Regions from separate parts of the Homo sapiens genome. Here region 1 is linked to region 2. Evidence: read pairs that join two places in POLR2A ChIA-PET (ENCODE). Cell type or tissue: PC-9. All regions are shown on one strand. Region 1 overlaps INPP4B (inositol polyphosphate-4-phosphatase type II B). Region 2 overlaps INPP4B (inositol polyphosphate-4-phosphatase type II B).

What was found. Peaks named below come from ENCODE experiments on the same cell type or tissue, not always from the same donor. Only the 100,000 strongest peaks of a DNase experiment are listed, where the experiment ranks them.
Region 1: POLR2A ChIA-PET joins it to region 2 with 15 read pairs; 1 of 35 experiments calls an interaction of 5 or more read pairs at or near these places.

The regions. Positions count from the first base shown.
Region 1 is chr4:142,598,473-142,603,472 of GRCh38, reverse strand. The region is part of intron 2 of INPP4B (inositol polyphosphate-4-phosphatase type II B); the gene reads left to right. The region is part of intron 2 of LOC101927613 (a long non-coding RNA gene); the gene reads right to left. Among named protein-coding and RNA genes, the nearest start is that of INPP4B, 250 kb to the left of the region's middle. In PC-9, no CTCF peak of the experiment used is centred here; a DNase peak (open chromatin) is centred at 2,312; H3K4me3 peaks cover 1,254 bases; H3K27ac peaks cover 1,635 bases.
Region 2 is chr4:142,815,284-142,820,283 of GRCh38, reverse strand. All of the region lies in intron 1 of INPP4B (inositol polyphosphate-4-phosphatase type II B), which reads left to right. All of the region lies in intron 3 of USP38-DT (USP38 divergent transcript), which reads left to right. Among named protein-coding and RNA genes, the nearest start is that of INPP4B, 29 kb to the left of the region's middle. In PC-9, no CTCF peak of the experiment used is centred here; a DNase peak (open chromatin) is centred at 2,653; H3K4me3 peaks cover 325 bases; H3K27ac peaks cover 1,021 bases.

The DNA.
Region 1 (5,000 bases), 220 kb after region 2:
GCATTTTATAAATTTTGTTTATCTTTTCAAAGAATCAGCTTTTAGTTTTGTTGATCCTTAGTATTTTTTTTCTTTTTTTCAACTTTTATTTTAAGTTTGGGGTATATGTGCAGATGTGCAGGTTTCTTACATAGGTAAATGTGTGCCATGGTGGTTTGCTACATGGACCATCCCATCACCTAGGTATTAAGCCCAGAATCCTTTAGCTATTTTTCCTGATGTTCTCCCTCCCCCCACACCCCTCTCTGACAGGCCCCAATGTGTGTTGTTCCCCCAATGTGTCCATGTGTTCTCATCATTCAGCTCCCACTTATAAGTGAGAACATGCAGTATTTGTTTTTCCTTTTCTGCATAGGTTTGCTGAGGATAATGGCTTCCAGCTCCATCCATGTCCCTGCAAAGGACATGATCTTGTTCCTTTTTATGGCTGTGTAGTATTCCATGGTGTATATTTAACATTTTCTTTATCCAGTCTATCATTTTCTTTGTCCAGTCTATCATTGATGGGCTTTTAGGTCGATTCATGTCTTTGCTATTGTAAATAGCACTGCAAGGAACATATTCATGCATATATCTTTATAATAGAATGATCTATATTCCTTTGGGTATATACCCAGTAATGGGATTGCTGGGTCAAATGATCTTTCTGCCTCTAGGTCTTTGAGGAGTCACCACACTCTCTTCCACAATGGTTGAACTAATTTACACTCCCACCAACGTGCAAAAGTGTTCCTTATTTGCAATGTCACCAGCATCTATTATTTTTTGACTTTTTAATCATAGCCATTCTGACTGGTGTGAGATGATATCTCATTGTGGTTTTGATTCACATTTTTCTAATGATCAGTGATGTTGAGCTTTTTTTCATATGTTTGTTGGCTGCATCTATGTCTTCTTTTGAAAAGTGTCTGTTCACGTCCTCTGGCCTGCTTTTTAATGGGGTTGTTTGTTTTTCTTGTAAATTTGTTTAAATTCCATGTAGAATAAATTTTAAAATAGTTTTTTCTAATTCTCGGAAGAATGTCAATGGTAGTTTCGTGGGAATAGCATTGAATCCATAAATTATTTTGGAAAGTATTGCCATTTTTACAATATTGATTCTTTCTATCCATGAGCATGGAATGTTTTTCTATTTGTGTCCTCTCTGATTTCTTTGAGTAGTGGTTTGTTTTTCTGCTTGAAGGGATCCTTCACTTCCCATGTTAGCTGTATCCCTAGGTATTTTATCATTTTAGTAGCAATTGTGAATGAGAGTTCATTCATGATTTGGCTCTCTGCTTGCCTGTTATTGATGTATAGGAATGCTAGCGATTTCTGCACATTGATTTTTTTATCCTGAGACTTTGCTGAATTTGCTTATCAGCTTAAGAAGCTTTTGGGTTGAGACAATGAGGTGCTCTAGATGTAGATCCTTAGTATTTTTTAAATCTCTGTTTTATTTAGTTCTTCTCCGATCTTTATTATTTCCTTTCTTTTGTTAATTTTTTTTTTTTTTTTTTTTTTTGAGATGGAGTCTTGCTCTGTCACCCACGCTGGAGTGCAGTGGTGCAATCTTGGCTTACTGCAAGCTCCGCCTCCCGGGTTCACGCCATTCTCCTGCCTCAGCCTCCCAAGTAGCTAGGACTATAGGCCCCCGCCACCACACCTGGCTAATTTTTTATATTTTCGGTAGAGATGGGGTTTCACCATGTTAGCCAGGATGGTCTTGATCTCCTGACCTCATGATCTGCGCACCTCAGCCTCCCAAAGTGCTGGGATTACAGGCATGAGCCACCATGCCCAGCTATCTTTTGCTAATTTGGAATTTGTTTTGTTTTTGTTTTTCTAATTCCTTGAGGTGCATCATTAGGTTGTATATTTGAAATCTTTCTGGTCTTTTTTTTTTTTTTTTGACATAGGAGTTTATTGCTATAAACTTGTCTCTGCTTTTGCTGTGTCCCGTAGGTATTGGTATGTCATGTTTCCATTTTTATTTAATAATTTTTTTGATTTTCATCTTAATTTCTTTATTGCCCCAATAGTTGTTCAGGAGCATGTTGTTTAATTGCCATGTTTTTGCATAGTTTCCAAAACTGCTCTTGGTATTGATTTTAATTTTATACCATACTGTTATGAAAATTACTTGATATGATTTTAATTTTTTGAAAATTTGTTGAAACTTGTTTTGTGGCCTAACATATAGTCTATCCTGGAGAATGTTCCATGTGCTTATAAGAATGTGTATTCTTCAGTTGTTGGATGAAATGTTCTGTAAATGTTTGTTAGTCTTATTTGATCTAAAGTCCGGTTTTTCTTGCTTAAGTGCAATGTTTCTTTGTTTATTTTCTCTTCTGATAATCTGTCTAATGCTGAAAGTATGATGTGGAAATTCACCCATTATGATTGTATAAAAGTCTCTCTCTCTCTAGATCTGGTAAGATTTGTTTTATGAATCTGGGTGTCCCAGTTTTCAGTGCCTATATATATATTTAGAATTTTTGTATTGTCTTGGTAGATTGATCTCTTTATTATTATATAATGCCCTTTTTTGCCTTTTTTTCCTGCTGTTAGTCCTTAAAAGTCTGCTTTATCTGATTTAAATATAGCTAGTCTTGCCTGTTTTTGGTTTCAGTTTGTGTGGCAGTATACTTCTCCAACCTTTTACTTTATATGTGCCTCTATTGGTAAAATATGTTTCTTGTAGGCAGCATCTAGTTGGATCATTCTTAATCTAATCAGTTTGTCTATATCTTTTCAGTTGAAAGTTTAATCAATTTATATTCAAGAGTTGTTATTGATATGTGAGGTTTTGTTCCTGTTGTATTATTAATTGTTTTCTGGTGGCTTAGTATAGTCTTTTTTCTTTTTCTCTTGATCGTCCTTGTGATATGCTTTTTCTGTGGTAGTAACTATCATTTGAGTCTTTTTTATTACTTATTTGTATGTACTTAACAGTGAGTTTTATATTTTCATGTGTTTTCATGATGATGACTATTATCCTTTAACTTCCAAGTTTAGGATTCTCCTGAGCATTTCTTGTAAGTCAGGTCTAGTGGTATTGAATTACCTCAGCATTTGCTCATCTGTGAAAGAGTATTTCTTTTTATGTGTGAAGGATAATTTTGCTTGATATAGTACCCTTGGGTATTAGAGTTTTTATCAGCCTTTTGAATATATCCTCCCATTCTCTCCTGTCCTGTAAGGTTTATGCTGAGAAAGAGATCCAAGTGGGCAACTTGAAGAAAAAGTGCCTATCATTGATTTTAGACAGTTTGACTATAATGTACCGTGGAGAAGATTTGTGGCATTGTGTCTGATTGAGGATTGCTGGGCCTCCTGAATCTGGGTGTCTAGATCTCTTCCTAGATTTGAGAAATTATCTTCTATTATGTTGTTGAATAGTTTTTTGAACCCTTCTCTCTTTGCTTTGGGGGATATCAATAATTCATATATTTTGTCACTTAATAGTTTCTCATATATCATGAGGACTTTGTTCATTCTTTTTATTCTTTTTTATTTTTATTTGACTGGGTTACTTCAAAAAAACATGTCTTTAGGTTTTGAAATTCTTTCTTCTGCTTGGTCTAGTCTATCATTGAGTGTACCTTGTATTTCATTAAAGGAATTCTTCAGCTCCAGAATTCTATTTGGTTCTTTTTAAGATATATATCTCTGGTAAATTTCTCACTCGTAGTATAAATTGTTTTTTTCTGATTTCTTTGTATTATTTTTCACAATTTTTTATCTTACTGAGATTTTTTTGTATGATAAGTTTGAATTCTTTTTCTGAGATTTTGCAATTTTTCTTTTATTAGGATCTGTTGCTAAGAAATTCTTATATTCCTTTGGAGGTGTTATTATTTTCTTGCTTTTTAATGCTTCCTGTGTCTTTATGTTGCTGTCTGTGCTTCTGGTGTAACAGTGGCTTCTTCTAGATTTTCGACTTTACTTATATAGAGGAAGACTTTTTCCTGAAGTTCTAAAAATTGTGTTGTTTGGGTAGGGTTCTTTGGCTTTGATTTTGGCTGTGTGCCATAGCATATTCTCTGTATGATTTTTTGTGGCTGTAAATAGCATCAGTAGTATCTGTGATTTCCTCAGTAGTTTAGGGTACAGTTATTAATGAAGGCTATGGTGAATCTTTGCTGAAGACAAAGATGCCAACTAGGACAGTCTTTGGGCCCCAATTGGTGGCAGCAGTGGGCTAATATTGGATGGCTTATGTTGGCACTGGTGTTAGCAGACAGTCAGACTGATGCTGAGCTTACCTGGATTTCAGTAGTGGCAGCAGTGGGTTGGGTGGCTAAGAGGGTACTCAGGAACCTGGGAACCATTGTGGTGTAGGTGATGGAAGTAGCTGTGGCAAGATGATCAACTGGGTCCCAAGACATACTTACTGGTATTGGCAGTGGCTGTGGTATGGCGTCACTACTGACAGCCCCAGACACACAATTATCAGGCTCTCTCACTCTCTGTGGCAGCAATATCACAACACTATACAAAGTAGGGGATGGATCCCACCTTTCACATGCAAGCCTGAGCATGGAGGCCATGCAACCAGCAAGGGTGCACTTGGCACTCCCAGCCCCAAACAGGCAGCCCTCTGATTCACCTACCTCAGCCTCTAGCAGCAGCGGTAGTGGTAGGCCTGCAGTGCTGTGTGGAGGGGCAGAAGGGGTTCTGCTCTCTGTGCATGAGTCTGAGCACAGAGGCAGCTCACAGTGGGAGGGGCTCTCATTCTCTGCTTACAAGGCCAAGCACAAAAGTTGTGCTGCTGCTGAGGTTGGGGTTGCTTGTCTCAGCCCCAAAGGGAGCTCCTGGGCTCTAGAAACATGTGCTTTGGTTTCCTTTGCCCTAGGGGCTGCAATTTTGGGCATTTACACTGTCATTTCCATGAGGAATAGTACTTCCTGTGGGCTGGAGTACTGGGGGCTCTCCAGCATCCTTGGGTCTAGCCAGTGCTGTGCCACTGTAGTCCTTTGGTGGGAATGGGAAATGTCAATGGGGACTTACAGGATGTG
Region 2 (5,000 bases):
CCCAGAGAGGGCATCTACTCGTGGGGAATCCACCCTCATGACCCAAACACCTTTCATCAGGTCCCATCTCTAACATTGGGATAAGACTTCAACATGGGGTTTGTGGGGACGAATCTCTAAACTATAGCACATTTATTCCAATACAATCTAAATTAAGCCAAAATAATTCAGGTTTTGAGACAATAGCCTAACCTGGAGGTACACTGTTTTATGTTGGACTTTCAGGAGCAGAGCCTGAGACAAGGATTCAGGTGCCATTATTTATTGAGGGAATGCTCTTCAGAAAGAGGCTATGAGGGAGGAGGTGATGTAGGCTGGGGAAGGAAGGGTGATTTCAAGTAAATTTTAGCCTCGGCTCGAGGCAGATTCACTGTAGGACTGAGAAGAGGGACTGTGGAGGAATGAAACACACCATAAGCCACGTTATACTTTGAATTGCCAGCCAAGGGTGTCTGTCAATAATTGGCTATGAGCCCTATGAACCGTGTGTGTGTGCGCGTGTGTGTGTGTAACTTCCCTGGTGAGGTGGCCCCCTATTGGCACTGGCCTCATAAAGAAAGATCTGGACAGGACATCAACATAACCTCTACCACATACGTATTTGAATTTTGGTTTTACCAACTTACTACGGCCTTCAGAAATACATTTCCTATATGCCTTTCCAGAGAGAAAAGGAATGCAGATAGAATTTGCAGCACAAAAATTATACTAGTGTTTCACCCAGATTGGTAGATAGCTGTAGATTTAGATGAAGTGGGTAACAGTCTTCATTTTGAATTCCAGTTTCATAATCCCCTAAGATTCACTTTGAATTTTCTAGTTGCCATTTTAAGACCTCCCATTTTGTGTGCTCAGTTTCTTGCCTTGTTGCTTGGTGACTCAGATGTGAATTAGACCCTATATTCTGCTCTCAGTAGGGACAAATCTTTACAAGTTGGTTGGAAATGGATGAAACTTCTCAGCACAATTTCTGCAGGCCATATGATAAGGACAGGGTAAGGACTAGGAGAACCCTGGATGTAGCCCTTTAGGGCTTTTGGTCTGTCTTTGAAAGGGAAATTGTTTACTCAAGCTGCTAAAGCTGTTTATTACTTTCATCAGTATATACTGCGTCCTCAGTTCTTGATCTTTCTTTTACCCCAAGTGTTTCTACCCCAAAGGGTGGGAATACAAGTGTTCGGGCTTCTCTTCCTTCTAGGGTAAATACTAAAGAGTAATCCCAGCACACAACGCATGACTGGAGTCCTTCATCTCTCAACAAAGATTCGTCTTGAGCCTATGGGAGCCAACTGCTCTTTTGGTGCTGGGTATAAGGCAATAAACCAAATTGGAAAAGTGCTTGTCCTCTTGGCATTCACATGCTAGTGGACCAAAAACTCATAAGCCAATATGATATCAGTGGAAGAGACACACTATGGGTAAAAATGTAACAGAATGAAGATAAAAATAAAACAGGAATGTTGGGTGGTTGCTATTTTATATAAACTAATAAGGGCGAGGGGCTCTCTGATGTGAGAACAATTGAACAGTGACCTGACAGAGTTGTGGTGGTAGGAGGAGAAGAGAGTTGTAAGCAGCAGGCACAGCACTTGAAAGCGTATAGAGGCAGCTGCTGGCTACACGGATCGGGGCAGGAGGTGATCCCAGGAGCTCAACTAGCCACAAAAATTTTTATTGCTAATGCTGTATCAATTTCCTTTCTATATTGTCAATGAAATGTTTATAATAAAGATTTTGAAGTATATTATTTACTTTATTCAAATTTTGATTCCTACAGAAATTGTAATTCTGTTGAAATATAGATATAGATAGAACTGGAAATACACACACACACACACACACGTTTAAATTGCCTTCCTTTTTTGTAGAAAAAACAAGCCCTGGAATAGCCTCTGAGAGAAAAACCCATGGAAATTTTACTTTGATAAAATGCCAGTAATGGCATAAAAAGCTGCCCTGGTGTTGTTTCTGGGAAAGCAGGCATTTCTCAATGAAGGAGTGATGGATGGTCTTTGAAGTTTAAATGATATCAGAGAGGAAATGAAAAACTGGCCAGGGCAGGGGAGTAGGGGGGACTCAGTGACTACATGCAAGCTGCACATAGTTCAGGTTCTTCTCTCACACTTTTTCATACGATGCCAAGAGTAGCTGGTTTCTTATCATCTTTGCATTCTTTAACATTATTAGAGTTCCATTTCCTTACTATTCTGAAGACTTGATATTTTTCCTATCCTGTTGCTTTCTTGTTACTTAAATGTTTTCTTCCTCTCAATTTTTCTCTTTCCCTCCCTTTCACTCTCCACTTCTAGAAAGTGGGCCATTTATTTTTCTAATTCTAGTGAAAGGGAAGCAAAATACCACACAGCTAAGTTTATCTAAGAAGTCCCAATTTCCTGGTGTCTTTTATTGTTATTTTGGTTTCCTTTTAACGTCAATATATAGCAGTTATAAAGTAGGTTTAGATGTTTTTATATTTTTAGTCCAAATAAACCCGAAGTATAAAGTTGCACAATATGATGATGGAAGAGACCCAAGAAATGTTGTTATTTAAAACTGATTTAGTTCTAGTTGAAAGCTGACTTCCTGGGCGATGTGCTGCCAGTGAGTCTTAATCCCTGGCTTCATGGTTTGTGGTTTATGTGGGCTGGCATGCTAAGCATTTAATCGTTAGTCACCATTCTTTTCTGAGGCCTGTGTGGCCAAGGCATTATCGTCACCCTGTCACTTACCTAGACATGCTCCTTGGAAAGGAGGTGAATTGGATCCATTAAAAGTGTGAGAAGAGCTGGGAAAGGTCTGATGCAGCCGTACGTTCAAAGATTAAAGCACTCCATATGCAGTTTGACTTTGTAAAGCTTGGATAATCGAGGAGAAAGCAAGGGGGCTGAAGAGGCTTTGAGTGGCCTGCTCACTTGTCTGATGGAAACTCATCAGATATGTGACTGATAATTTTATTTCACACATCTTTAGTATTATGTTTTAAAGTTTTAGGGATGGCTGGAAACCTCACTAAAAACTCTTATACTGTAGTCAGAATGATCAACCACTTTGTTAAATGAATGAGTGCAATACAAGGTATAAGAACAGGCTTATCAACCACTGAGGAACTAATGAAATGCCATTTCCTCCCTGATCCCCATCTTCATTGTTATGTCCTTTATAATTTTTTATCTAGGACAACCATGTTGACAGAGAAGGACTGGTATGTATCAGTATTTTAAAGAGTTTTATTTAAACTGAAACCATTCTTATATCAATTCTTATTATACTAACTCATATTAACTTTACTCAATGAATCTGCAAAGACCCTATTTCCAATTAAGGTCACATTGTGAGGTCCAGGTAGACATAAAGTTTTGGGGGCACTATTCAACCCAGAACACTTCCCCACAAAACTCTAAATGTATTTGAAAGCGTGTATTATACCTTATTTGTTTCCCAATATCTAGAGTGGTATTTGGAACTCAGTAGGTACTTAATAGTTGTTAAATGACAGTTTTACTTTGAACATCCAAATATACTATTAAGAAAAAATAACGGGTACCTAAGAACATTTCCATGAGGGAAGAGTAATGGCTGAATATGTGTGTGTGTATGTATATATATATGTATATATATTTCTGTATGCATACGCATATGTAGGTATAGGTATATTTTTATATATTTATGCACAACTTTCTAAAGAAGTTAGGCACCATGGGATATTGTTATTATTTGTTTTTTTTAAGATGAGAAATAATTTAAGCCTGTTGCCCTAGAGAAATGACTGGAAGTTAAGATTTAATGGGAGAAGAGAAGATCCTTTAAGATCGTTACTAACTCTTAACTTCAACGATCTTTAAAGGGAAGATCCTTTTTCCTTCTCACACTAACTCTTAACTTTTCCTATGGTAGAATATTTAACAAAAGGGCATTGAAATTATAAAAACATAATTTAAAAGGGTATCATCATAATGTTATTGATGAAATAATTTCTTACGAAATGGAAATTAGCAACTTTGAGTTTACCCTGACTTAATTTATTCTGAGAAATATCTTCTTCTCTAAATCTTACAACCCTAAAAATGAAGAATAGAAATACATCCCTTCAATAAGATATCTATTCCTAAAGGCTCAATCTTGGGTACAAAGGCAGAGGTATTTCCCCAAGAGGGCCTGCTAGGAAGAGAAGCAGAAGACATGCATTTCTTTCTGTCCTGGAGTGAGTCAGCCTGCTCACTTCTCTGACATCAGTCTGTTGCCACAGAAACACTGGTGGGGACACACATTTTGCATTACGACTTCACAATAGAAAACAGACCTTTATTTTTCTTTTGCTTCTTTACACAGTAAGTGGACAAGGCCTACAGTGAAAGGAAAAAAAGCATCTTGTTTGAGTACAAAGTGAGCAATTTACAAAAGTGAAAATAAAATTAATAACTACCTATGGAAGAAAAATGAGGTTTTCTGGAGTAGGTTTCTCACCTACCCTTTAAAGCAGGGCACCTTAATTTTTGAAATGTGTTTTCTTCCAATCACCTGATTTGGGATAAAGAAAAATAAACAGAGAATGAGGCAAATACTTATAAAAATATATATGGAATTAAGCTAATGTTTTGTTAAGCTTTACTTATATAATTTGTCTTCATAAGAGTAAAAATCTAATGACAACTAGATCCCTGCAGAAAGACATAGTTTCAGGTGTCAGATTTGATTTTTTCATCACAGCTTACGTTTAAAAGAATGAATAGCATGAAGGTAATTGTTTTTTTAGACGGAAACCTCTGAGTGGCACAATAGAGTTATATTAGTATAACTTTAGTTAAAGTAAACATTATCCTAGAACAGTATGGGATTTACAAAAACATTAAGGAAATAGAGTTTCCATGCATTGCACATCTGATTTCTCCTATTAATAACATCTTACATTAGTATGGTACATTTGTTACAATTAATGAACCAGTGCTGATACATTATTAACTACAGCTTATCCTTTATTCAGATTTCTTTAGTTTTTATCT